Regions from separate parts of the Homo sapiens genome. Here region 2 is linked to region 1. Evidence: chromatin loops called from intact Hi-C (ENCODE). Cell type or tissue: B cell. All regions are shown on one strand. Each heading gives the region's core, and the rest is flanking DNA. Links, peaks and the distances in the headings are about the cores only.

The links. A loop is a pair of places that touch in the nucleus more often than their neighbours do. Peaks named below come from ENCODE experiments on the same cell type or tissue, not always from the same donor. Only the 100,000 strongest peaks of a DNase experiment are listed, where the experiment ranks them.
Region 2: a loop joins it to region 1, with 7 times the contacts of the local background. A loop is called at or near these places in 37 of 110 quality-filtered maps.

Annotation. Positions count from the first base shown.
Region 1 is chr19:34,335,909-34,338,827 of GRCh38, reverse strand. The region is part of intron 8 of GARRE1 (granule associated Rac and RHOG effector 1); the gene reads right to left. Among named protein-coding and RNA genes, the nearest start is that of GPI, 28 kb to the left of the region's middle. In B cell, for the core only: CTCF peaks have their summits at 1,615 and 1,824 (motif pointing right); a DNase peak (open chromatin) is centred at 1,817.
Region 2 is chr19:34,219,048-34,221,966 of GRCh38, reverse strand. LSM14A (LSM14A mRNA processing body assembly factor) reads right to left here. Exons shown (of 10, transcript NM_015578.4): 7 at 2,394-2,576; 8 at 2,090-2,261; 9 at 229-460. Among named protein-coding and RNA genes, the nearest start is that of GARRE1, 34 kb to the left of the region's middle. In B cell, for the core only: CTCF peaks have their summits at 1,096 and 1,297 (motif pointing right); a DNase peak (open chromatin) is centred at 1,306; H3K27ac peaks cover 855 bases.

The DNA.
Region 1 (2,919 bases), core at 297-2,796:
TCCCCTGCTTAAAACTCTTCAATGGGATATCATCGTGATTGAAATAAAATCTAAACCCTCACCACAGCCCTCAAAGCCCTCTGTGCCCAGCCCCTCAACCTTGTCCCAGCTGTGAGGCCTTCTCTTCCTCCCTGGATGGGTTTGTCCACACCTCAGGACCTTTGCTCTTGCTGCTGCCTTTGCCCGAATTTCTCTTTCCTGAGATTTTGGTATGGCCAACTGCTTCTCATCATTTGGGTCTCCACCGTCCATTCAGGGTACCTACACCAAGAGCCCCCCAACCTTTTTTCGAGACAGAGTCCTACTCTATCCTCAAGGCTGGAGTGCAGTGGTGTGATCAAAGCTCACTGTTATCCTCGACCTCCTGGGCTCAAGCGATCTTCCCATGTCAGCCTCCTAAGTAGCTGGAACTACAGGCGTGTGCCACCGCACCTGGCTAATGTTTTAATTTTTTTGTAGAGATGGGGTCTCGCTATGTTGCCCAGGCTGGTCCTAAACTCCTGAGCTCAGGTGATCCTCCTGCCTCAGCCTCCCAAAGTGCTAGGATTACGGGTGTGAGCCACTTGGTCTGGCCAAGAGCCCTTTTCTGAGAGGGAAAACAGTCTGAGCAGCATAGGTCTACTAGGAAGATGATGTCTGCCAGATCCTGGGCACTCTGGAAGCTAAATGGTGAACTCAACACTTACAAAGTCACTCAAGGAGGTAGCAGTACTCCCTAACATGACTTTGACTTGGGAAGAAATATATCAGAGAATGAAATGAGAGCCGGCCAGGCTCAGAAGCCTGGAAAGGGTGAACAACAACGCAAGCTCTGCTAGTGCCCAGCTAGACCTTGGACTCCTCAGAGAGAATCTTGGCAGCTGAGCCTGCCCAAGGTTCAGTGCACCCAATTCTCTCCATCTGGAATCACTGATAATCAGGACACATTTGCTCTTGTTCCCAAGCCAAGTCTGGTTGTGACTTGGCTTGTCACATGTTTGCCCACTAGGAGAGCATTTGTTGGCCATGTAGAAAAGAGTACTACAGCTCCTGGTGATGATAATTAATCTTTCTGAAAAATCAACAATCAACAAACTGGCATTTTTATTTTATTCATCAGCCTTGAGCTGATCAATAAAATGCCCTTAAGTGGCTAAACCCATTCTGTTGACAAATCACCAAGACTTGCCTAAAACCCTCTACCTGTTCTTAGATAAAAACCCAATTCCTTCAAGGGCCCTGCAAGTCTTGACGTCTACAACTTCCCATCCTCATCACCACCTAGCACATCTCCTTCCATGCTGGGTCACTCCTGAGGCCTCTGCACTGGCATTCTTTCTGCCTGAAGTGTGTTCCCCATCGGCTCTCTGCATGACAGGCTCCTCTCAAATCCAATGTCACATCCTCAGACCCTCTTCCAGACTGACTCGTCTAAAAGTCTCCCCCGAATCTCTATCCTACTTATTCTCTATCATATAATGGCACTCTCCTCTCATTTCCATCATACGCCTGCCTGTGTCTGAACTCATCTCTTATACTTAACAGCTGTCTCCCCCTTCTCTATTCTCAAGTTGGTTTATGAGGGGCAGGGACCCTGTGTGTCTTGCTCATAATTAAATTCCCAGAGCCCAGAACAGTGTCTGGTACACAGTAAGTGTTCAGTAAATATTTGGTGAAACAAAGCATGGATGGATAGCAATATCCTTTTTCTCCAGGTGGAGTAAAGCAATCATTTCTGTTTGTGTTCTTCCCAACAAGCACATACAGTATTTTGTAATTTGAAAAAAAAAAAAAAAAACAGAACTAAAATTTTGCAAAATTACCAAAAGCACCCAGCAGAGGGCACCTCTACAAGAAATCACAGTCTACAAGGTGTTTTTTGCGGGGGTGCAATGAGTTACAAATGAAATCAACCCCACAGGGAGAGTTTTCAAAACAAACTCAAGTGTTAGCCATTTTTGCACTGACTGTTTATATTCACCCAACTATCCAAAAGTTCAAACTCTTCAAAATGAGAATTCTGATTAAGTTTTAACATTTTCCAATGACAGCCTGAATTGGAAAAATTTAAGAATTCAGGGTTGGGTGCAGTGGCTCACGCCTGTAATCCCAGCACTTTGGGAGGCCAAGATGGGTGGATTACCCGAGGTCAGGAGTTTGAGACCAGCCTGGCCAACATAGTGAAACCCATCTCTACTAAAAACACAAAAGTTATTAGCTGGGCATGCAGGCAGGTGCCTGTAATCCCAGCTACTCAGGAAGCTGAGGCAGGAAAATCATTTGAACCCAGGAGGTGGAGGTTGCAGTGAGCCGAGACAACACCATTGCACTCCAGTGTGGGCAACAAGAACGAAACTATCTCAAAAAAAAAAAAAAAAATTCAGGAACACATTTCAGCAGAACACTGACTACAAAAGAAAAAAAAAGAATTTAGTAACACAAAAATCTTACAGAAAGTGAGCCTCTGGTTTACTGTTTGATAGAAATGAAAATATGTGTATAAATTACCATTAATTTCAGGACACAGTATGCCACCCTACAATTAACTTAAAATTTTGGGCCAGGTACAGTAGCTCACGCCTGCAATCCCAGCACTTTGGGAGGCCAAGGCAGGGGGATCGCTTGAGCCCAGGAGTCCCAGACCATCCTGGCTAATATAGTGAGACTCCATCTCTACAAAAAACTTAAAAATTAGCCAGGCATGATGGCACATGCCTGTAGTCCCGCCTACTTGGGAGGCCAGGGTGGGATGATTGCTTGAGCCCAGGAGTTCAAGGCTACAGTAAGCCATGACCACACCACTGCACTGCAGTCTGGGGGACAGCATGAGATCTTGTCTCTACCAAAAAAAAAATAATAATAATAATTTAAAAAAATAAAAGAACTTTTTGGTGGCAGAGTACTTATAGAAGGGAGGTTTTAGGACACAAAGTGAACTGC
Region 2 (2,919 bases), core at 202-2,701, 120 kb after region 1:
TAAAAGTATATTCTGTTAACATGAAATAAAGGTGATACTATACTGTCTTTTTTTGTATAATGTCTTTATATATACATCTGAATCACGTATATCCTCTACTGAAAAGTCAAAATGGAAGTTATTCTAATGTCCTCAAAACAATTCACCCAAAACAAAAACAAGTAAAAATGTTTTGAGTCTTGTAAAATGCATGTCAACCCCAAAGAATTTATTAACAGTAACACTTACCCTATATTCAAAATCCGCAAACTCCCGGCCCCCACGACCTCCTCTGAATCCACCGCGAAATCCTCGAGGGGCAGTGAAGGTACCACCTCTGCCACCACCACGCCCTCTGCCACCACGGAAACCAAGACCTCCTCTGCCTCTGTATCCCCCACGGCCACGGTTTGGACGAAGTGGGATTCCAAATGTTTCAGCATTTAATCTTCTTTCTTCAGCCCAGGTTGGTCTCCGTTCTCTATTATAAAAGCAAATAATCTTCAGCATATCAGGTTTAAAAGAATATCCCTCAGCCAAAATATGCAGTGCTACTCCCAAATTAAGCCTAAGTAATTACTAAAGCTAATTAGAAATAAGCATCTTGGCTAGGCGTGATGGCTCACGCCTGTAATCCCAGCACTTTGGGAGGCCGAGGGGGCGGATCGCCTGAAGTCAGGAGTTCGAGACTAGCCTGGCCAAAATGGTGAAACTCATTCTCTACCAAAAATACAAAAAATAGCTGGGCATGGTGGCAGGTGCCTGTAATCCCAGCTACTTGGGGGGTTGAGGCAGGAGAATCACCTGAACCTGGGAGGTGGAGGTTGCAGTGAGTCGAGATCGAGCCACTGCACTACAGTCTGGGTGACAAGAGCGAAACTCCATCTCAAAAAAAAAAAAAAAAAAGCATCTTATCTAAGTTATCACGAGTTGTTCATGGCATATGAGTTCAATATGTTCCTGTAATATTCTGTTAAACTTCATGTGAACACATGACTGACATTAGTTTCTTGCAAATACACCTGATAAACATAGTAACAGCTCCAAAATAATGGAAATTCAGATATAATGAGATTGGTAATTGACTTCGCTTTCCACTCAGCCCCAAGGGAAAAGAAGGTAAAGTCAGACAGGGAGGCCTTGTCTTGGGAAGCTAGGAGATGGAAGGTGGGCCCTTAGGTCCCCATTATGTTCCTGGCCCAATCTATGGACCCGATACCAAGTAACCCAAGAAGTATCTGAATTATTGCTGCTGTCATCCAGCCAATCGTGGGACTCAGAATTATGTCCATCCATGTTTATATTGAAGCAAACAACTGCCACCAGAGGGCACCAAACTTCAGCCAGGAAAAGGACAAGGACAATGACAATTTGGATTGGGCAGGAGAACCTCTAGAACTGTTAGTTCCTCACACTGGGTCCTTTAATTAACCTCTCAATAATTTGCCAATTTTCTGGACCCACATTTACTACAATCTGGCAGTTTTATGGTACCAGCAAACTTCAAAGTAGATTAGCACTTCGGTTCTGGCTTCATTTGAACTGTAACATACAGGGGTGAAAAAAAGGTCCTACTTAGACATTACCTAAATGCTTGTTTTAATTGCTAATATTCAAATATGAATATATCCTTAAACAAAAGTATATGGTTATTTCTTCTTTTGAATGAATAATTTAGAACTTTAGTATATATTTTCTTTTAGCAAATAAAACATTAAAAAATCAATTATGGCCAGGTGTGGTGGCTCACGCCTGTAATCCTAGTACTTTGGGAGGCTGATCTTGAGGCCAGGAGTTCACGATTAGCCTGGGCAACATAGCGAGACCCCCATCTCTACAAAAAAATGAAAAAAATTAGCCGGGTGGGGTGGTGTACAACTGTAGTCCCCTTTACTGAGGCTGAGATGGGAGGATTGCTTGAGGTCAGGAGCTTGAGACTACAGTGAGCTGTGACTGCACTGCTGCTCTCCAGCCTGAGTAACAGAGTAAGACTGTCTCAAAACAAAACAAAACAATTATGGTAGTATTCATTAAACCTCGTGAATTTACATGAAACCATTTTACACTTCAATCAATATCATAAGATAAAAGAACAGCTTAAAAACTGTACCTATTGTCATCACAAGAAATATTATCAAAGAAGGATTTAGTTTTGTCATAATAGCAATTAGGTCCAAGTGGATCTTCTTCATCGGCATTTCCTTCACTGTTTTGGGTATCAACTCCTGAGTCTCCTTTATCTTCACCATTTACAGGCTTCTCCTGTTTCTCAAGTTTATCTTCTAAGAACAAAAGCACATATCAGAAAAGTCAAGACAGCTAATCTGAATTACATAAAAACACCTAATCTGAGAAACATCTGTAATTCACAGATCAAATAAGATTATTTTCTGAAAAGAAAAATCAAAGCTTACCTTTTAATTTAAGTTTATTATGAAACTCTCTGTCAATCTCTTCCTTGTTGAATTGTGCATTTGCACTTTCAAAGTCAAAGTCTTTCTCAAATTTCATTGGCCCATCTCGCCGAATACCAAATCTTCCCCTGCCACCCCGATGACCCCCACGCCCTCTCCTTGGAGCTGAAGGAGCACCTGGAGCTATGATAATAAAGAATATATACAAAGGACATTCAATATGTAATAGCTGGTTTAGCACAGATGTTGCTATTGTGCTCTTTAGATTCAACAGTCAACAACAGAAATGCTTACAGGTCTCTCTATATATTTTATTGTATTTGTATTTTTTATACAAAATAAAAAATTAAGTTTCACTAATATTTAATATGTAGACTGAGAATAGCTCACACAAAATTTCTAAACATTTGTATTTATGGAGTCCACACTCACATGTGTTACTGACAGAGTATACAGCCAGGCAAGTGTGGAGGCTTCTGCACTAAATTAATGTATGCTCCTTGAGGTCAGGGGCTTTGTTTTCCTT